2 separate regions of the Homo sapiens genome follow, and region 2 is linked to region 1. The links are chromatin loops, found by intact Hi-C in ENCODE. Cell type or tissue: PC-3. All regions are shown on one strand. Links, peaks and the distances in the headings refer to the core of each region. The heading gives the core; the rest is flanking DNA.

Evidence for each region. A loop is a pair of places that touch in the nucleus more often than their neighbours do. Peaks named below come from ENCODE experiments on the same cell type or tissue, not always from the same donor. Only the 100,000 strongest peaks of a DNase experiment are listed, where the experiment ranks them.
Region 2: a loop joins it to region 1, with 4 times the contacts of the local background. A loop is called at or near these places in 1 of 110 quality-filtered maps.

Annotation. Positions count from the first base shown.
Region 1 is chr12:77,935,162-77,945,661 of GRCh38, forward strand. NAV3 (neuron navigator 3) reads left to right here. Exons shown (of 40, transcript NM_001024383.2): 2 at 5,158-5,275; 3 at 5,920-5,972. Among named protein-coding and RNA genes, the nearest start is that of NAV3, 110 kb to the left of the region's middle. RefSeq lists an enhancer at 4,357-5,556. In PC-3, for the core only: no CTCF peak of the experiment used is centred there; a DNase peak (open chromatin) is centred at 5,040; H3K4me3 peaks cover 1,705 bases; H3K27ac peaks cover 2,027 bases.
Region 2 is chr12:78,120,041-78,126,569 of GRCh38, forward strand. NAV3 (neuron navigator 3) reads left to right here. Exons shown (of 40, transcript NM_001024383.2): 16 at 1,900-2,388. Among named protein-coding and RNA genes, the nearest start is that of LINC02424, 240 kb to the right of the region's middle. In PC-3, for the core only: a CTCF peak has its summit at 1,015 (motif pointing left); no DNase peak of the experiment used is centred there.

The sequences.
Region 1 (10,500 bases), core at 3,693-6,192:
TTAAAAATGTAGGAGCAGCTTGCTGTGACAGACAAAGATAGTATGTAATACTGTCAGTAGTAAAAAAAAATCACAAATGTTTAGGACTTCAAGGAAAATCAGAGTAGATCTTTTTCTGATGTTGTTTCTTCATAGCAGGTTCACTTCTCAAAAGAAATATGGTATCATATATGTTGCCTTCTATTTCATCCTCATATTTATAGTGAATAATGAGCACTGTAAGAGAAATATCATAGAGGCAAATGATGAAGCTACAAGGTCATTACAACTTCCTGCAATTTTCCTTAATTAGTTAGGTAAACTATATTTGGATGAATATATATGATTTAAGAGTTTAACAATAATAATGGTTTACAATATTTCTCATGGTTAATGGAAATGTATTTCATATTAAAGCAGTGAGCTACTAATAACAATATTTAACATAGTGAAAGTCCATATTCCAAAGTAGAAATTCATTAAATCCTCACAATAATTCCATTGGTTGAGGTATTAGTCTGTTTTCACACTGCTATAAAGACATCCCTGAGACTGGGTAACTTGTAAGGAAAAGAGGTTTAATAGACTCACAGTTCTGCAGGCTCCAAAGGTAGCATGGCTGGGGAGGCCTCAGGAAACTTACAGTCATGGTGGAAGGTGAAGGAGAAGCAAGATCATCTTACGTGGTGGGAGCCAGAGGAAGAGAGAGAGCCAAGGGGGATGTGCTACGCACTTTCAGAAAAACCAGATCTCATGAGAACTCTATCAGAACAGCAAGGGAAGAAGTCTGCCCCCATGATTCAGTCACCTCCCACCAGGCCCCTCCTCCAATACTGGGAATTACAATTCAACATGAGATTTGGGTGGGGACACAGAGCTAAACCGTATCAGTAGGTTATAATATTATTGCCATTTTACAGATGAGAATACTGGGGAATTTAGAGAAAAGAAATGTTCAATCAAAGTCTGCACAAATATTAAGTGGCAGAGCAGACATTCCAACAATGTGAATTGTTCCTCAAAGAATACATGCTATTGCATAATAGGCCCCAAAATTCATACTGATAAATGTAAAATATACCATGATACCTTTGATTTTTATCACTTTTAATTATGGTTAATGAATGATTATGCATGCAATTGTACTAGAATTTCTAAGTAGCCCTCTTGTAAACGCAATCTCAGTAATTCTTCTGAATTCCTTGAGATAAAATTATTAGATGGGATGATATTTATATTCATCACGTTGAAGTTCATCAAAACAGTCGAAGAAGACTGGCTTCAGATTTCCAGAGATAAATCGTATTGGAAGCTTTAGCCAGAACATTCATGATTAAAATCTTCAATGACCCTTTTACAAAAATTACCAAACACTGAATTATGATTAGTTTGATATTGTTCCCAATTATACCAATTTCTTCACTAAAAAAACTATAATTAATTCATAGCATAAGCCTGCAAAATACATTACTGCACATTTTGTAACTCATTCAGCTGAAACTAAAATGTTAAATACTGTGATTATTATTTTTGTGATAATGAACTGAGGGCAATTTTGGAGTTCAAATCCAATTTCAGGACCTGATTTCACCATCCTGTTGTATTTATTTAAAGATCACATTCTAATGACAGTTGACAAGGTTGTTTGTATTCTCTCTCATCACGGCATTACAGTACATTTATTGATGAGTTTTAAATACATTTTTATACCATGTGTCCTTTGCTCGAAGTCTCCTTAAAGACACAACTCATTTTTCCACCTTTGTATTCAACTTACACATATACAATTTTGAAAGAGAGAAGTATGTTTGTATATAATATTTTAAAATATATTTACATGTTACTTTGTAATTTTTGAAATATTTCACCATCTAGATTATAATATCCTTTTGGAAGGCACTGGTTTTCCCTCTCTTGTCATTTCCTTGGAGGGTCTCAAGTATCTTTTAAGTATGGAAGACACAGCTGTTTATTAGAAGGAACAAATAAAGTGTACTACAATTATTTTTAAATTTGCATTAAATTTCTTTATATAGCCATTGCTCTCACTGATTGCAGCTGAAGTTAGAAATACGGCCTGAGCAAAGTTTCAGATATTAGAGATGCTGGACATATCAAAGCCCTTAAGCTTGGGATTCCTCTGGAAGAAATTCTGGATCAAACAAAAAATGATTTGTGAGCTAAAACACAGGTATTACCAACAAGGTATCTTGAAGCCAACTAGCTGGCCTCCCATTTGTTTTCTCACCTAAGTCCCAGGATGAATTTGGATAAAGGCTAAGGAACTGTTGACATGCATTTGGAGAATGAAAGTATTCTTATTTTCACTTTCCATTCATATCATTTTGTTTTTTATTTAAACAAATGTTTTTGTATAATTAATGTTATCATAAAACAAAACCAACGAAATACAGTTTGATGGAAGTGGTGCCACAATAGAGACATTACAGGTCTGAATGAGAATATGACAGCCTTAATCTGTTATTTAGATTTCCCTGAGTTCAGATGGCAGACAGATTCACAACACCTGTGAAGTGGAAGGCAGGCAGAATTAGTGATAGGAGTAGTGTCAGAAGCAATTACTACAATTTCTTTAGTCTTCTGATGCCAGCCTTCTCAATTTTCTTAACATTTGTGAAATTATAACTTTAACAAGTATTTGTTGGAAAGCTATCACAGCAAAATAAAACTAGATGCCATGTGATGATAATAATAGCAAGCATGTTTTTTCATGACTAGCTTTGTGACAGATGCTTTACAAGTGCTATCTTATTTAGTCCTGGCACAATCCTATAATGTAAGTATTATTTTTCTCCTTGTTTTACAACAAGACTTTTTTTTACAAGAGGAATCTGAAGGTTAAGTAACTTGTCCAGGGTTCCACTGGTAGTAAGTGGTCTCAAGTCAGATCTGTCTGACTCCAGAACTCATTCTCCTCACCCTTGTGAATCCTTTTTCAACCCATGGCCCCAGTCTTTGCCTATGGACAGATCGGCACAACTCAAGTCTGACTTAACCTGAAGTTTCTACTAGAAGGCCAAAACAATTCTATCATTTAAATGAAGTGTTAAGAAGGGGAGTGTGCTCAATGTTTTAAATTCTAAACAGTATAAAATCCTTCCAAAAAATGTATGATCATACAAATATAATCAAATCTTAACTGAGAAAAATTATTACCAAATAAAAGCATCCACCTAAAAATCATGTATTTGTGTGCTAATTCAGGAGACAGTTATGCAAGTAATTTTTCTTACCCTTCAATATCTTCAACATAGAGATCATGGATATTAATAAAAGGAGATGCAATTTTGCTCTCACATATATTTTTCTTATGCAATGGGATGCTTCCAGTTGTTTACATCTTTCAAGAAACTTAATCACCACCAGATATGTACTAGTCTTATGATGCCAGTAGGACTACTTTGTATTTTCTAATAGAAAGGAACACTTTTTCTTCTGTGTTGTAATCTTGTGATATTTAGACCCAAGATTCATTCAAAACACTTAGCAGCCCCATTTCTAGGTTTTTGACATATAACAATACTAGCATATGAGTTCAGGAAGGTACATATGTCAGGCTGTCTCTTGCAACTTTAGATATAATAGAAACACATTTAAACAAGTCAAATATCTATCAACTGGGGGATTGATATATATAATGCAATATTAAAAATAGATGAACATACATGAAATGGCTCTTAGAAAAGCTGTTAAAATATTGTTACTTATAAATTTGAAACTGCAAAATAATATGTAAAATTTGAGCCAAATTTGGTTTAAAATGTGATCTCGTGTGTGTGTGTGTGTGTGTGTGTGTGTGTGTTCTGTGGCATGGTGTGAAGTGCGGTGTAGATACATCAATTCTGGAACTCTTCATACCAAATTATTCAAAAATGGACAGGGTTGAAAGTTGTGGGGAGACTTTCATTTTTTAGTTTCTATACTTCTGGTTTATTATTATTACTTTTTTAAATGTGAATTTGCTTTGTTAGAAATGTTTAAAAAGTTTTTAACATGCTTGGCATTTAGTGTTCATAACTATAAAATGCAACTTACCTTTTCAGCCTAATTTTCCCTAATTTTAGACATTCTGCCTCAATTACAGTTTTTACTGCTGTGTCCTAGATTTCTTTGCCTGTCGGCTTTTCTATATGTTATACCCACTGCAAGGAAGGTCCTTCTCCTCACTTCTCAGGCCTAGGTTCTATGTTATTTCCAGTTCTAATTCCAGTGCTTCTAACAATAATTTTAACAAGCGTATTTCTTACTTTCTTTCTTCTATTCTCATTTCAAATATTTTGTTTTTCTGTTACACCACATCATAGAGTGCCTTGTAATAAATCCACTAATATATGCATATGTACCACCCATAAAGCTGAAATCTTCATGCTTATTTTTCCCTTACAATTAGTAAGTATTCTATTCAATTGAAAAAATTAACAATGTTTTATTTTTGTGAAATTTTTGTAGAGTTTCAGCTTTTCTGTATATCATGATCTGCTGTTGAAGAGACACCTCTATTTTATGTCAAATTGTCAATTTTGTGCCTTATAATCCACTTCTGAATTCTACATTGTAATTTCTGTGTAATAACTCCATTTGCTGCCTCTATTCTCTCATATAAACACATTTCAAGAGGCTTAAATGGAAGACGACAATCCAAATCAAATTTCTTAGACAGGAAGGTATTTGTAATTATCTCATAAAATGATGCCAAAATCTTGTCACATACAGTATCTCACATGACAAATTCAATAGTGTTCTCAGAGAAACACAATTTTTTATAGTAATGTTTCTATGTAAATCAGTCCAGGTGGGTTTCTTTTACATGAACAAGCAAGATTGTTTTCAAAATGATAGAAACAATAAAGAGAGAGAAAACCCAAACTGATTTGCAATGGGAGTTTCCTCAGTAGTCATCCCAGAGGGAAGTTTTGCTTTGTCACAAGTGACTAGCCCTTAATTTTGAGAGTGAATCATCCCCTTTGAAATGAGAGATAAGTTGGGGAAAGAGCTGTTTAAAAATTACTTTACAACTATTTCCTTTAGAGCTATGACTTCTTAAACTGGAATGTGATCCAGAATAGCTTCCCTTTGAATCCAACATTTGTCTTCAGCATTTTATTGTCTCTGTTTTCCCTCACCCCATCTCACTTTTTCCTTCTCTCTGTTCAACAGATTTACACTGACTGGGCCAACCACTACCTAGCAAAATCAGGCCACAAGCGGCTGATCAAGGACTTGCAACAAGACATTGCAGATGGAGTACTCCTAGCAGAAATCATCCAGATTATTGGTAAGCCCTTCCTTCTGAAAGAAAGCATGAAAGTCTCTGCTCCCATCTCTTTGGTAAAGCACAACTTAAGTTAAGCGCCTTACTGAACTGGTCCATGTGTCTCTGAGATTCATGTAGCTCTCCCCTGATTTAATTAAAATGTTTATATGAGGATGTTTGAAAAAGGCAGTTTGGCCATACTTTTAAATAACTAGAACTGTATCTTTATATACATAAACTTGCTAACCTTTATTGAATCATTTGAATCGAACTGTCAGAAATGAATGCTTCATTAAACCATATGTCTCCCATGTGTGTATTTCGTTAGCTGGAGCAACTCATACACTCTGAGATGCCTTGAAACTGTATCCTGATCCAGCAGGGACAATTGTGAAAGGTTTCATGTCAGCAATCATTTGGCACAGGCTAAAGAATTAGCAGCAACTTCCTTCTCACTCATTTTTTTTTTTGCCTGATTTGTGCATATAGAATTGGCAGCTGCTAATAAGTGTGTCTTCTTGTACACTGCTTGGAAGACAGAATATATGTAGCAGGAGCATTTTTGCTTGGTATTTTTTTTTTCCTGTTTTCGTGTGTGTGTTTCACTTCATTGCTTAAGCATGTCGTTCTTTTTTTCTCTCTTTTATTTTATCTCTTGGCTTTAGCAAATGAAAAAGTTGAAGATATCAATGGATGTCCTAGAAGTCAGTCTCAGATGGTAAGAATCATATTTATTCTCAATATATAATGCTGATCTTCACTTCCAGAATTAATTGCATTTGTAAATGGATATTATTTTTTTTCTGCATGTCTTCCTGCTTAAGAAACCATTTGATCCCATTCTCTCATATGTATTTGTGTGGGTTCAATTTAGGCACATCAACATCATTAAGTGACTCCTATATACACATGACATATTTCCAGATGTCTTATTAGATCCTTGACTTTTTTTTGTTCTGCTGTTCTGTATAATTTAACACTGGTCTTAATGGTAGTAAATTTCATTTCTACTTTTAAGTGGATTATTTTTGTCTGAACAACTGGCTTAAAGAACAGGCTTTGCCATGGGCATTTTAAAATATATAAATAGTATTTTCTTTGTTCATAACAAAGTCCAGTGTAAACACATGGACTCTTCAACACTTCTGGAAATAGTTCTCAAGGCATGCTGCTGTCAGTTTGGTGAGCAGTGACTGATTTTGAGATATGATTCGTAGTCTCTTCCAGAAAGCCTTCAGCCTGGATATCTGCCTCTTTCCCAGCTATCTCTTATCTTTATCAACCAATAAAAACTTCAAGTTTTATAATAAAGTCAAAGAGTAATAAACTATAGAGATAAAAATATGTTTCTTAATTAAAAAGCCACAACTTAGTTTTATAGGAAAACCTGAAATATAAAATGCCTTAACTAAAGTTACATCAAGCAGATATAATCAGGAATGACAGCCGAAATCCACAAGATGAAGCTTTCTCCAAAACTCTTCAGCACAGAATAGGCATTTTAAATGAATTTAATGAGTTCTTAGTTGTCAGAAACTTGGAAGAATAAAAAAATCTATGAACTTTTAAAATATACTGACCTACTTTACTTAATGTCAGAAAACTGAAATCCAAAATAATAAACATAATTTATTTCTAAAAGTGATTAACTATCATGTATATTTTTAAAATAATTGGCCAGATGTGGTGGCTCACACCTGTAATCCCAGCACTTTGGGATGCCAAGGCGGGTGGATGACCTGAGGTCGGGAGTTCGAGACCAGCCTGACCAACATGGAGAAATCCTGTCTCTACTAAAATTACAAAATTAGCCAGGTGTGGTGGCGCATGCCTATAATCCCAGCTACTCGGGAGGCTGAGGCAGGAGAATCGCTTGAACCAGGGAGGCGGAGGTTATGGTGAGCGAGGATTGTGCCATTGCACTCCGGCCTGGGCAATACGAGCAAAACTCTGTCTCGAAAAAATAAATAAATAAATAAATAATAAAATCAAATAATAAAATAAATAAATAAAAAATAATTACTCCCAGGACCTATTATGATGTCATGAACTCTGTGTATATGGTTGTGAAAAAAATCACTGTAAAAGAAAGGATTTCTATACAATCCTTCAGTTTTAAGGAAACTTCCTGATCTAATTACTCTAAGTGACTCTGTGGGAATTAATTACAGTTGTTTTCTGAGGTTTTACTGTGAACAAGCCAAATCAGAAGACATTTAGACCTTGATACAGTAATAAGCTGTGTGATGTTGAGAAAAATATGTAACTTCTTTGAGCCTTAGCTTTCTCATCTGTAAAATGAACCTTAATTAGAATGTGACAATGAGATATGTATGTGAACATCCTTTATTAACACAACTAAAATGCAATGCAGAATAGTATTGCTACAAACTTTGTAAAGGACACATGCGTGGATTAACACCTGTTAAAAGATTTTTAAGGCTTTCAGTTAAAAAGCTCAACAGTCCCCTGAAACCATAATTATGTTTCTTAAACCCAACATGGTTGCTTTTGCTTTCATTATTTTTACCATGAGGAGGTGTTGAATAATATAAAACATTTTAAGTCTAGAAACTCTTACCTACTTGGCTATCATTCCAATTTGATTCTGGGATTACAGAGAATTCAATAAACAGGCAAGCTTATACTCAGTGATGGAAAAACAATTCCAAAGCTCATAACAATGGTTAATAGAGATGCTGTTTTTACCTATTTATCTGAAACAGCTGTTCCTAGAGATTCTACAAATCTGTGAAGAGTCTCTTGAGTTTCAGACTCTGTTAATTTTTTTATTACTTCTTATTCCTGTTAACTGCAAAATATCATGTTACAGATATTATGCAAGTTATGTTGATATTTCCACTTCTGATTAAAACAAAATAGAAAGACCACAGTCTAAGAAATGCAAATGCTATAAAAAAGGTAGTTTATTCAGCCAAAAAGCATTAGTTGGAATCATATCGAATATTGACTAAGAATGACTTAGATCCTCATTTCTTTAAGATGTGGTTGAATTTTGAATCTGAAGTTGGCATGCCTTCAATTTCTTGATTCAGAAAAATACATATGAAATAAATGTAACTTTTTTGGCTGAATTATTTTTGCCTCTGTTCTTAAGAATTTGTGTAAGCACTATTAGTGAATAAAAATTCCAGACTTTAATTGAGACAAGAATGAAAAGGAAAGATAATTATGATAGCATGACTAGGCTTATGAATTTCATGTATCTACTCCAAACAGGATGTTGCCTGTTCCTTGATTGCATAACACTGGGAGGTGCTACATTAGTAAGAGTGAGTGGTATACTTGCTCATAGGACTACTTTGGCCACCTCTTTTTGTATACCTGGTCTCTTGTGGCCTTTGGTTGCTGTTGGTGCTTAATAACAAAAGATAAAGTAAAATTAGGTCTGCTGCTATTTTTAATCACGAATTGTTTTTATTTAAATGTTAAACTTGCTACCCTTTATTGAATCATTTTAAGCCTTTAAGAATAGAAGATCCCTTTTGTTGTATGAATCTACAATGTATTGATAAATTTCCATAGTAGCCAGGTAATTCACATGTAATCAATATTTACTAAGCACTGAGTACAAAGTATAATAACATTTGGATGAACTACACTTGAGAATTGGAGGAGCAAATGTTTAGATAAATAACAGCAACAGTTACATAGGCGAGAACAAAAACGACTGAGAATGGAGTAAGTTTGGTGCATTCCACAAACAAATAGAAGAGCACCGTGGATTAGGCACAAGGAGAGTTGTTTGAAGGGAACAAGGAAGCCTGATAGTGTAGGGCCAAAGTAAGGAGTTGGTATGGTATTCTAACTCAGGAAGACTTTGGAAGATGTTTAAAGCTGGGCTGTGGTATGATCCAATATAAATACTTTAAAAGATCACCCTAGATGCTTTATGGGGATTATAAAGTAAGTAAGTGTTGGTGTCCAGTTGAATGTGGGTGACGGAGAGTACAGGGAGCTTAAAATGGCCCCAATTTTTTAGCCTGAATGGGTAAGTAATTACCATTAAACAAGATTATTATTATAGAAGCAGAAAAAAATTTCTTAAAAAGGTGGAGGGAGGAAGGTGATGAATTCATATTTTAACATGTGGAACTTGATGTATCTATTAAAACATCAATTTGGAGGAAACTTAAGGCTATTAGACATGTGTTTCTGAAGGTCAGAAAAGAGTATTGGTTAGAATATACTGAAAAAATAGGTAATATTTGAAACCATGGACAAGAATGGAATCTTACAGGAGGTCTGCATGAAGTCACAGGAGAAGAAACCTGAGGTTTTTCACTCTAGGAAATATAAATATTTATGTGATAGAGGTATAGGAGTCAGGAAAGGGAAAGAGTGTTGAGAGAGTGAGACTATTGTTGAGGAACAGAATCACAGATGTGGACTGCTAATCCTTAGGGAAGATGCAGTAGCTGAAGCTCTAATACGTGGACTACCCCAGCAAGTCAGGGCAAAGTAAGATGAGCAGAATGTGTAACATGCTGTCAAATGTTATGCAGCTAAATAGCTGGTATACTGGAATGTGGTATTTCTTTTTGGTAATTGGATAGGCATTGATTACCTGTATGTGAACATATTCTGTAGAGTGAATAACGTGTTAAAAAGTAACTCAGAAGTGCCAATATCCATTGAGTCATGAATAATTTTTCTAAGAGTGTCCTGTTAAGACACTGTTAGAGAAAAAAAAAAAATAAATAGCTTGAGAAGAAGACAGAGTTGAGGGGAGTTTTTGCAAGGGGGGAAGAAAGCATAGAAGGAGGAAGCAGTAGAGGGAAAGGAAAGGGTTCAGAGGAATGAAGTGGTAAGTAACTATACCAAGTCCTAAAGGAAGTAGAAGAGGAGGAAATTTTGGTCTGTGTGGAAGATTTGATATTGGAAAACAATAGGGATACATTTGTTTCTGTATCATGTCATAAAAGGTTATGATGGGGTGAAGATACGGATACTTGAAAAAAGTATGTATGTAACATATTTGTATAAACACAAATCTCTACATAGCAGCTACCACTGAAAGGATTATGGCCGGAACAGGGAAGAAACACATAAATAGAGGCAAGTTATTTGAAGGATTCTAGTTCTGTAGGGTATAATGTACTATATTATTCTGCTTTTACAACTTACATAAGTGTTACATGTATTATTTTATGTACATCAAATATACTAAATAATTTCAAAGTAGAAAAGAAAGTATATTAAATAGAAACTAGAGGAATTTAAAT
Region 2 (6,529 bases), core at 14-2,513, 180 kb after region 1:
ATATGTATAAGGTATATATATATCTTAGAATTCTTTAAAGTACACAGTGAGCTCTATGAAGCTTATCATATAAACAGCTAGCAAAAAAAATAGTTCTCATTTTGAGAAACAGTCAAACTTCAAAGTTTCACTGTCATTGTGATACTAGCAACACAAACAACATCTAAGAGACTTAAAAGCTGATGGTAATACCTAAGTGTAGTGATAAGGCAAAGTAATAGCTTGTAAAATTTCTATAGATTTCCATTCCTCCTTTTCACATTAAAAATTAAAACCAAATAGGTTTTCATGACTTTTGGCATTCATTTCCAGTGTCATTTTCTTGCTGGCTCTTAATGAGTTGGTGATCATAAATGTAGATGAAGTTGTTTTCCTTGTAACAGATTCCATTGGACAGATTTATACAGTGTCATATCTTGACACATTAAAGACAATCAAGATATGACATAATTTGAAACTATTCCAGTGTTTGGTACAGTATCACAACTGAAGAGTGGGCTAAGCTTTCTAACTCTTCATCTGCTTTCTTTGACATGACTCTGGTAAGGATCATGACTTGGTTTCTGTTCCTGGATTGTTTTTGGTGTTAAATATGTGAAGTTCTGCTCTAAGATATCACTGTTTTTAAATACCCATGTGTTTTTAAGTGGTAGGAAAATAAATGCAGTTAAAAATTGGGGACAAATATCTAAACCTCTCTGAGTCTGTTTTCTCATCTGCAAAATGGTAGAGTGTGGTTTATAGTTCATTATGGGTTCAATATTTTTAATGTTTGTTTTTATTCTGTTGACTAAACCCAGAACTTTGATATCTTGGAAAGGAAAGATTTTGAAACATTTATTTTACAATAAAGCAATTTCAGATACCTGATTGTTTGAAAAACCTAAAGGCTTTATTCCTCCGTAGTAATATTAATGCTGCAGAACTGTCTTTTTAAAATACTGATTCTCATTGGGAAGAATGAATTATGGCGTATAGGGAGAGTAAATATTTCTGTTTCTTAAGTAAAAGCCAATAGTGCCCTCCTGTGGCCCATTACCTATGAAACAATTTCTCATATTCGTCATAAAATATTTCACTGTAGGAAATATGGATTTCATTGCAACTCAATTAGTAATCATTATGCCATTACTTCATATCATTGTATTTCCATATTTACATAAATTTGATTCTACCATCTGCTTCATTTACAAAACTAAAATGTTTTCTGAACTAAACTCCAAAATCTAACAGCACCAGCTCTGTTTCAAATCACTATTAAAAAATGTATTTGAATAGCACTGGCAACTGACATAAAACCCTTTGGCCTCTGCTGGGGAAAATACAGACAAACTGACTTGTTGCCGACAATGTCAATATTGTTTCCAACCAACTGCTCCCTGACAGTGACTCAGACCACCAGATACTCAACACAACTCCCTAAACTTGCTTTAAGCGTTCCATCTAGATTTTGAATAAACTGTTTAAAAATTTAAAAATAAAAAAAAAAGAGAAGAGCTCATTTAAGTGTTGTCTATCGAATGCGTAGAAGTTGTTTCATTATAATGGTTCTGTAAATAGGTAACAGCAAGTATATGGTCAAACTACTGACTTTGAGTGAAAGTCTCATGATCACTTAAATTATGAAAACCAGGGGTTTTCATGTTTGACTTACTTTTGTTCCACCCACTTCCCCTCTTTCCCTAGTAGCAGCTCAGTACTGACCTACCCTTATATGAGAGATTTTCTGCACTTGATAAAGAAGTCCAAGCTTATAAAAGTTCATTAACATAGAGACAGGAAGTGCTTTGTAGTTCAGTACATCAAAGCACACTTGGCTCTGTGTACTGTAACCCGAAATATTAAATGTGGATATTAGCTTCTTGGAACAACTGAAGTTGTTATTTGTTTTTCTTTTAGGTTGTTTGGTGCCAAGGCAGGTGGCAAATCTGCCTCTGCACCTAATACTGAGGGTGTGAAATCTTCCTCAGTAATGCCCAGCCCTAGTACCACATTAGCGCGGCAAGGCAGTCTGGAGTCACCGTCGTCCGGTACGGGCAGCATGGGCAGTGCTGGTGGGCTAAGCGGCAGCAGCAGCCCTCTCTTCAATAAACCCTCAGACTTAACTACAGATGTTATAAGCTTAAGTCACTCGTTGGCCTCCAGCCCAGCATCGGTTCACTCTTTCACATCAGGTGGTCTCGTGTGGGCTGCCAATATGAGCAGTTCCTCTGCAGGCAGCAAGGATACTCCGAGCTACCAGTCCATGACTAGCCTCCACACGAGCTCTGAGTCCATTGACCTCCCCCTCAGCCATCATGGCTCCTTGTCTGGACTGACCACAGGCACTCACGAGGTCCAGAGCCTGCTCATGAGAACGGGTAGTGTGAGATCTACTCTCTCAGAAAGGTGAGCTTTCCTGGAGGCATTGATAACATCTTCCCCCTCTTCCCTGCACTATGCCTAACCCCCACCCCATTAAATTCCCTTGATTTCACTGTGAGTGCCCCGGTGCAAAAAGATGTAAGACTGATGAAACCGGGCCTTTCATTTGCTCTCATTACCAAATTTACAGAGGAATAGAATCATTAAAGGTAGGGTGAGTGGATAATTTTGTTAATATGAATGCATACATTTATACCCAGTAGGCAATGTGAATAAAATTCAAGGAATGTATTTAGATATTGAATGAGGTCTCCTGAAGACATTTTAATGATTTGGCTTAAGCTTCAGAACAACACTAGCTCCTTATGATGACTTAAGCATTTTGAAAGACCAAATTGAAATTATTCTATAGTTATGCTCAGAGCAATATGTTAAATTTGTTCCATTTGTACTTCTATGAAAAAATAGCAGATGGATTGCTGGGAAATCCTAGTTGGCCTGGTTAAAAAAAAAAAAAAAAAAATCAATTGTCAGCCATGAATCATTAGAGAAAATTATAGTGTCAGTGCCATTTTCAATAGACTGCTTAAAAAGTAATCATATTACAAAGTGTTTCTCATTGGCTTTATATATATATATAAACTTAAAGTAGAGGACATAGCAAGGCATTTCTTACCTAATATGCTTACTGTGAAGCATCCCTTTTGAGCAAAATCACTCTAAATTTTCTCCTCAAAGTGATCCTCTCTTGATTATACTGTACTGACTCTTACCACCAGGAAAATGTCTTAAAACCACTTCTTTTTCCTGATAAATGCAATGCTATTTGTCTCTTGACATAAGTAAAGCTTTAAACATGGTCTTGGCCACATGTGGAAAGAAATACTGGTCACGTAAAATACCTGATATATCTTTCTATGTCTTCCCCTGTTTTTTTTATTTTTTTTTTATTTTTATTTTTTAACTCTGATATTGATGATGGCATTTATTTTCTAGACCTTCAGCCTTACTCCCGGAATGATATTTTTAAACATCAATTAAAGCCCTTAGCTAGACACTCTCTGCATTACGCCAGTTTCCCTTTAATGTAGGATGTCCCAATTTGAAATTCCCCATTTTCTCTTGACTTTGTAAAAACAAAACCCAGAGCAAAACATTGCTTCTTTCCCTCTTTACTTCCTACTTGCCTAACAATGAGACAGGGACAGCCGTGCAAATGGGGCTTCCCGATGATAAAGTAATTTTAACACTAACTAAAATATTGGTGTTTCCTATGGTGGGCTGCTAATTACAAAATACATTTTTCCTCCTAAAGAAAAAAACTGGGCCAAGGCAAACAGCTCAGTGATAGCAAATAAAATGTAACCATTTCCCTATGGTTTTGCTGTTATATGCTATTATAGACAGCATACGTAAAGACCAGTAAGGGTTCATTTTTCCACCTAAAATGTCGGGCTTCCTGTAAAATCTTTGATTCTAGTTTCAGCACTTCTAAGGTAAATGGGCATCTTCACATGTCATTTATAAAACTTCTAATGAATGAATTATATTAAAATAGATAAACAACCTATAGTTTTAATGAATGTATCCTAGATTGTATGCTCATATGTAAGGATTCTAAATATCAACTTGATAACCAAACCAAACATAGTGCAAATAGGTTATCATTTATTAACCACAACCACCTTCCACAAAACTGGTCATTTTTTAATTATTAAGATAATCTGCAACAAGTTGGCCATTTAGCCATCAGCCTATTTCTTCAGCATTTAGACATTAATCCAAGATTCAGAAATAAAGTCAAGTAACTATTTATAACCAAGTAACATTCAAATCAAAACTAGATGAAAGATTGGTTAGTTGCATAGCTATAACCAAAATGCAGTTTTAATATTTTACTCTAATCTATATTTTAACTGAAGTCAATAAAATTTTCACTATGGAAATACACTAGAAAATATGCAATTTCTTATTCTTTTTAAGCAGATTTATTTATTGTACATGTTCAGTCTTTGAAATAGGCCAATTTTATTTATGTTATGTTATGTTATGTTATTTATTTGTTTTGAAATGGAGCCTCACTCTGTCGCCCAGGCTGGAGGGCAGTGGTGCCATCTCAGCTCATTGCGTCCTCTGCTTCCCGAGTTCAAGCAATTCTCATGCCTCAGCCACCTGAGTAGCTGGGGTTATAGGAGCGGACCACCATGCTGGGCTAATTTTTGTATTTTTTGTAGAGATGAAGTTTCACCATGTTGGCCAGGCTGGTCTCGAACTCCTGACTTCAAGCGATCTACCCTCCTTGGCCTCCCAAAGTGTGGGGATTACAGGTGTGAGCCGTGGCACCAGCCTGAAATAGGCCAATTTTTAAAATGGGAGTATTCCTACATTAAAATGGCCAAATAAAGACTTTTTCTAAAATAAACTTTAAACTAATTTTGGATAAATATGTTTTGCCTTTGAGCCTTAATAAAATGCATTAATGAATATTAAGCTGTAAAAAGTACATGTTAACTACATAGCTATAGTGTATAATATTAATATTAATTAGTGCCTTCCAGTAAATTACTAGATTAAAATAAATTTTAATATAAGACACTGAGCTTTTTGTTTTCTTGACAATAGAAATGCAAGCAATAGCAAATTGCTCTAATCCTTTCAAGTACATTTAAGAAAGTTTATGACCTATTGAAGAGAAAAGTAGATCTAGTGGGTGATACTGGCTTCATTATGGTTAATTAATTGATCAGTAGAATGTCAGAAATGCTAAGAAAACCAAAGAACTACACCAGAGAGAAAATGTGTTAATGTAAATTTTAAGGCAAGTTAATTAGCGATATATAATAAAGATGTATATAAGTTCATGATTTACCTGTTTGTCTACAATTTTAGATGATTTTTTGATACTCATATTTAAATCGGTAGCTTTTCCTATAGATTTTAATTTTTGTTTAAATTCCTCTTCATTAAATTAAATAAAATAATAAAATACACTTTTTAACAGTTTTCTCTTCTGCAGCTGCTCTAGGTCATTGGTGGCCATTGAGCCATAACTAGTCTATATTTGTTTTGGGTTTTGTTTCATGTGTCTGACTCAACTAAATTTTTAAATAATTTGTAGTAACCAACTTTGCAAATTCTGGGTTTGTCTTTAAATGTCAGATCTGGCAACGCTGCCTTGACATTTCTGCCTAGAAACTATTGGCTCTAGGCAGTCAGTGCCTGTCTGCTTCAGACTGTTGACTGAAATCCCCATTCGTTTTCATGCCCTATCTGGCCCTTGCTGGCATATGAGTTTGCAACCTTTGGTGATTTGCAGAAATTGTCTATGTTAGAAAATCATTAATATCTAGATTCAAACATATTTCTAAATAAAGCTTTAAATTATTATGGTAACTTTAAATGTATTTATTCTAATTTTTTTCATTAAATTGCTCTTCATCATATAAATATATAATTTTTATACAACTGGATGAGTTTGGCAGAAGAATACCAACTTTTCATATTCTTTGTGGCATTAAACTTTAACTTGTACACATGGAAATAAATAATCCTTAAAATGACTTATGACCACATAAATGCCTTAGCACATGTGGTTCATATTTGGAGATTTCTCATATTTGTTCAATATAATTTATTTTGTTTGTTTATCCACAGTACTTAAGAAAACTTCTATAGTCAACATATATACTGTAACTGGCCTCTACACAGTATAAGCAATTACCTTACATGGCTATTACCGATAAAGTTAAAGTTGTATAAAGCCTTTGGATGCTTTTGATTTCAGTGCTAAATAATGGAGTACACATAGAAGAAAACATTTTAGCTTTGGTTTGAGTGATCAAATTTTAGGTCAGCCTTTTTACATTCATGTTATATCATCCCCATTATGCGTATCCTGTGTATTTAATTTTGATCATTTGATGTCCTAAAGGAAGAAAGCTATAATTCTGCAATTTTAATTAATTTTACACTTTGCTTATCCACATGCCAGAGATTATAAAAGAAATCCCTAAACTTGTCCCACTTAGTTGTTGATATCCTCTTCCTGTATTTTTAGAGAGGCCATTTCTTATTTTCTCTAGACATAGCTTTTCATTCCTTCTTGTTACCAATTGTGAATTCCTTAAAATAGAGATGATAAAATTTATAGCCTTTTAAATACCTA